Linked DNA regions of Homo sapiens: region 2 is linked to region 1. Evidence: chromatin loops called from intact Hi-C (ENCODE). Cell type or tissue: chondrocyte. All regions are shown on one strand. Each heading gives the region's core, and the rest is flanking DNA. Links, peaks and the distances in the headings are about the cores only.

Region 1 (2,919 bases), core at 252-2,751:
AATGAGGTTCATCACTTGTAACCAAGGAAAGGGCACAGAGCAAAGAAATAGATTCAGAGCCAGGACCCCCCCAACTATCCAGAGCCCACACTTAAACACGAATTTCACCGCCACTTAGGACAACATTCGGGCTCTCATGTCCTTTTGATCCCTGCCACAAGGGATCATCTCTGAGCCAGGACAGGGGACAGGTGTCAACAATTTGTGCAGCAGCAAGATCAAGAAGACCACGTAGGCCTTCCTCATTTCTGGAGAGTCAGTAACCTTCAGACATGACAGCTGTACTTTCTTTTTGTGGTACCTAAACACAGCAAGTGCCAACGCTGGAGCAATGGTACCCTCATTAAGGTGTGTCTCATGATCTCCATCTGCATCTCTGGCAGGAAGTTGGGAGCCGGGCCCCCTGGGCCCTCCTGCATATGCTGGCCCAATTCAGCAGCAAACCCAAAGCAAGGTGGCTGGAGTCAGGAGACACTGATTCAACTAAAGCAATAAAATTAAAGTAATTCAAACATAAAACAATTTCTGAAGTCTAGTCAATACAAGGTGTGGCCAGGGTTACATCTGGGTAGCAGCAAGGAAGGGGTAGAAATGCCCCAGCAGCCAAGAGCATCCTAACAGGATGGATAGATTACCGTAACTATTTCAAAGTAAAAATCAGGACTTAGACTCCCCTATAACTGGTAAGCTACAGTGGTAAAGAGCAGGTCTCACTCTCCTTTACAAATCCGAAGCTAAGGATTAAAGGATGCCACAAGATGAAATGTGAGAGAGCTTCTCACCCAGTCTGATCATGTGCACGTGAAGTGGGTGTGGGGCTCTACTCGAGGTCACACTGGATGGAAAAGCAGGAGCCCAACCTGACCCCTGGCTCCCTGGCGCTCCCTGCTGCCACCACGAAACTGGATGAGCTTAGGTTCATGATCAGTGAGACTTTATATTCATTCCACATTCAGTATTTAAAAAAAAATCAAGGCAAAATAAAAAAAGTGTTTAACGACAACAGGTCTTTCTCTTAAAAAGAATAGTCTTACTGCAAGCTCCTGCGTATTTGCTAGCATTATGTTACAACAAATTCAGTAGATTTATCATAAAAATTGACATGTAAAATCTTAAATACAAATAAAAAATACAAGAGAAAAGTTTGAGAATAAAACAAACCTACCCTCTCTGTAGGAAATTTTTCACCCATAAAATACTAAAGGCTATGCCCTTAAAATAAATTTCACCAAAAATATCTTTATTGATGACTATGGATTCTGAACATTTCTTTAATAAGGAAGGAATGGAACTTGAGCCATCTATTACATAAAATAAACATGGGATTTTTTCCTTATCAAATGAAGCTACTTGAGGAAATAGACTCTGTCACCTTCCACTAGATGGCATTAAAGTCACATAATTAAGGACAGAAAAATTCACAGAGGAATGATCAATACACAAAACTACCATAGGGAATTCATTCTCCTTCTCACCCTCACCCCCAGATTATTGGAGTTTGCTGTTTGTTTGCTATTATGAGGACAAACCATGCTCATTATAAAAACACTTTTTTGAAAAACCAATAGAATAATTAGAGAAAAAGTGCAGTCTTATTTACCACCCTAATAACATTAGCTACATGTATGGTGCCGGGAAACGTGCAAAGTGCTTTATATGCATGGTTTCATTTAACCCGGATGGGAAATGAAGCCCTGTGAGATGATTATTATTACTGTGTTACAGATAAGAAAATTGAGGGTCCAGGTTAACTCATCCAGGATTACACAGGTAATAACTGACAGGACTAGGATTCTTGCCTGAGTCAATCTGACCCTGCAGGCTGACATCTCAAACACTTTTTCTCATCGCCAAAGTCAAGCACGCTTAGCATCTTCCCTCTCAGTCTCTGAAAGGGTCTGCTTATCTGTGGAGATACAACACAACAAAGGTTACCACGAACCTAAAAGTCCTTAGATGATCCCAATGCTTGCCATAAATTTTAACACTCGATCAACCTATATAAATTCCATCACACCTAATTATTTAACACATACGGGGAAGAATAGAAATATTGTGTAGGTAAATGACCAACTGTGTTTTCCAACTTCTTATTTCTTAGCAAATTTAAGGCTTTAAACTTAAGTGGCATGAAATGAAATGACCCTAACTATATGCCAAAACAAGAAACCACTGAGAAAAATATTTCAAGTGACTCTGTAACATAGTCCTTTGACTGTATGTCATTACTGGGATCTATTTTTTAAAGACAGGTCGGGCGCAGTGGCTCATGCCTATAATCCCAGCACTTTGGGAGGCCAAGGCACGCAGAGCGTTTGAGGTCAGGAGTTTGAGACAAGTCTGACCAACATGGTGAAACCTCATCTCCACTAAAAATACAAAAATTAGCCAGGTGTGGTGGCGCATGCCTGGCTCAGCTACTCAGGAGGCTGAGGCGGGAGAATCGCTTTAACTCAGGAGGCGGAGGTTGCAGTGAGGCGAGATGGCACCACTGCACTCCAGCCTGGGCAATAGAGTGAGACTCCATTGCAAAAAACAAAAACAAAAACAAAAACAAAAAACTACCAAGGAATCTTAAATCTCTTAAATCTCATTTAGTAGTTTGTTAATACTAACACTTATAAGGTAATTTGAAACTATACAGGTATACTGTAAGATAACACAAGAGATAATTGTGTTGATATTATTAGAAACCAAGATTTTCAGTATAAGAGAAATGAGATACAAGTAGAGGGTAAATGTAGGTTTTTTAAAGGCCTGTAAGTATTTAATTTAAACAAGAAGCATATGATTTTTAGAAATATGTTTCCTAGTTCTGTCCATTGAAAGGTCTAGAAGCAAGGTTACCCCTTCCCCAGGAAACTTAGACCGCCAGTCCCATCATTTGGTTTCTCTTACTGTTCTTTCTGAAAAGGAATC
Region 2 (2,919 bases), core at 259-2,758, 810 kb after region 1:
TGGCTATTTTCCGTAAGTGTGACCCAGCAGATACTCAGAGTGTCTGGGCTGGTAAAAACGCTGAATCCAATTGAAACCTGAATGACAAAAAGGCTGGGTTGGGGAATGTGACAGTCCAGGCACTTGCCTCCTTCATGCCTCGTGGGAAGCGTTGGGTCTTGAACTCCTTGTGAAATCTTCAAACACATAATAAGAATTAATCGCCATTAGTTCTCTATTTTAACAGCTGCCTGCTACCCTCATGGCCCTCCGCAGCTGCGGACTTCTCTCCCTTTGCTGACATCATAATCCCATTACAGCTGGAAACCTGCACACATAAAATGCAGATTTAAGCTTATTTTGAAACAATTTATACTTGTTAATTGCTCCAGTCTATATCACAGGCAGAAAATCACAGCTCTCCTTGGGCAGCCCATCTCCTCGCCAGAGGCAGGAGCTTTCTCCTTCTTTATCTGGTTAACAGTGGACCCAAATGCACAGCCAGATCTGGTGGCTTTCAAGTTACTGATACATTTGTGGACTGGATTTGTCCAGAAGTGGCATCTGTCCATCTGCCACTTGCTCAGCTCTCTCCCCAGATGGACCTCGCTGGCGGCTAAGAAAACGCCTTGGAAGCAGGTGAGCCTCGGAAGGCGCTTGCCCAGTGCAGTGGCCACTCTGGGCTGGCTCACTCCTATTTTCTCAAGGAAATCACAGGGACTGTTTTCTTGACTTGAAAGTCTAGTGGGAGAAATTGATTTCCTGGTTTGATTTGTGCACTTTTTCAACTCGACACTTCTTGACCGACGTGCTCTGTCCCTTGTATTTGTGCCTCATTTTCACACAAGTTTGTACGCTTGCAGCGTACAAGCAAGCCTGCAGCTTGATACATGAATTTCTCCTGACTGTGGTTGGTGCAGGCTATTAAATCTAACGAAAAATAATTACTTAAAGAATTTGAGTGCACGAATACCTGTGTGTGTGCATGAGACGTGCATGAACATAGTAACAGGGCTATACATAGCATGTTTTATCCTGATTCTGAGACATTGGTGGGTGGGGTCTCTGTGATTAAATTAACCATAGATAATTATTTTGTCTTTTAGGAAATTGTATTGTAACATTATTAGAGGAACGCAGGATGAAAACTATTTAAAAATCTGCCGTGTTAAGAAATTAAGTCAGTTTGGACTCATGAGCACGTCAGGAATATGATGCAAAAGCTCTGGCGGGAAACAGACACACCAACATCTTAAACCACAAACAAGAGCCCTGTTTATGTTTTGAAATGGTTCCGAATGAACTGGTTTTTATGTTAAAAGGTTCTTTTCCACCCCATGTTTTTAATCTGGTGATTTTTGTAGCCCCATCTGCTGTTCATTAGTGGAAGTGCCTAGTTAAGGATTATGAAAGGTCTGAAATGTTTTTTGTTTTTTCTTACTCCTAGTAGCATTTTGGATTTTAACTGCTAAGAGGCACCTAGAGAAATGAGTCATCACGCTTTCTGATGACCAAACCATCAAATTTAGACTATCTAGTACAAACTATCAAATTTACACTACTAGTTTTAAAAAATCAAATATGATAGGAGAATGGCTTTTTAAAAGAATGAACTTAGAGGTCACCCAAGTCTGCCAAATACGTGGTATCACTCAACAAGAATTTGAACCCTTCTCAGTTTCAGGCTCTGGCTTCTGTAGCAGACAGTTCTTTAACTCTGAGGCTACAACAGCAGATTGAATTCTGAGCCTACAAAGATGTCCTTATTCCAGGTTAAACTTAGAGGTCATTTGGGTAGAAATCAATTCTTGCCTCCTCCATGCAAAGACAGACTTTGGCAAGCTTGACTTAGTGGCCCCCACAAGAAGGAATCAGGCTTTAGGTTCAGTCTTTGGACCCCTCCCCAGAGTGGGGAGTTCTCCAGAGGTGAACCCCACGAAGCTTCCCAAACCCCATCCTTTGGCACCCTTCATCACCACCTGCTGTTGTCATTCAGGAGTTTTTCCAAGAGTGTGATGAATTGCCAGGCCCATCATGCCTCTGATCAAAGAATATGGCATCCCAATTTGGCCAACAACTGAGTCAGGATTATTCATCCTGAATTGCCAAGTGTCTCTTTCTCTGGCAATATTTAAATGGACTTCAGTTTTGATTGACATCCCTTGGACAGCCTCCTCCTGGCCCTCGTGTCCCAGCACATCTCATCTTGCTCTCAGGATAGAGTTGAGCTCCACCAAGCAGACAATGTTCCCTGCACATGATAGACCTTGCTAATGTTTTATTCTTACTACAGAGCTGTGATACTCCTTTTTTAAATCAGCTGGCAGCCCAGTAGCAATTTCTGAGCTGAAACACAGTGGATCTATCCTACAATATATACATAAATATTTGGTCTGCCTAATGAAGGAAATAGCCAGCACTCATTTTGTTATTTTTCTCTTCACTATATACCATTATCGCAGTCCTAATGACAGCTCAGAGAAGACCTTAGCTCAAACCCTGCCTCCCCTGAGTCTCATGTTTGAAGAGGGGTTCTTGAAACTATACTCTTCATGCTAGATGGAGGAATATACTTTGGAAACAATGTGGAGGGGGTGAGATTCAGGACTAAGAATGTTCACTGCCGAAACATAGCTGTGGGAGGAAATTTTTTTCATAGCAGTTTCAGCTGATTACTAAAGAGAGTAAACATAGTCTACACACCACACACACAAACACACACACACACACATGATCTGTGTATTAATCTATGATAAACATTAAGGCTTCCTAAATTCCTAAATGAACCAATTGCACATCTTCCACCCATCACTTCACTGTTTGGACGTTTACAAAACCTAATGATGGACAAGTTTGTTCTTTCCTCAATTGAATGTCATCATGCATATCCAAATTGTGTTTCCATTGGAAATTCAGATCTGTTCCTAAATATGGTGCCAG

Evidence for each region. A loop is a pair of places that touch in the nucleus more often than their neighbours do. Peaks named below come from ENCODE experiments on the same cell type or tissue, not always from the same donor. Only the 100,000 strongest peaks of a DNase experiment are listed, where the experiment ranks them.
Region 2: a loop joins it to region 1, with 4 times the contacts of the local background. A loop is called at or near these places in 2 of 110 quality-filtered maps.

What each region holds. Positions count from the first base shown.
Region 1 is chr10:127,714,603-127,717,521 of GRCh38, forward strand. No RefSeq gene overlaps it. Among named protein-coding and RNA genes, the nearest start is that of FOXI2, 21 kb to the right of the region's middle. In chondrocyte, for the core only: CTCF peaks have their summits at 1,383 (motif pointing right) and 1,600; no DNase peak of the experiment used is centred there.
Region 2 is chr10:128,529,166-128,532,084 of GRCh38, forward strand. No RefSeq gene overlaps it. Among named protein-coding and RNA genes, the nearest start is that of LINC01163, 240 kb to the left of the region's middle. In chondrocyte, for the core only: CTCF peaks have their summits at 1,327 (motif pointing left) and 1,528; no DNase peak of the experiment used is centred there.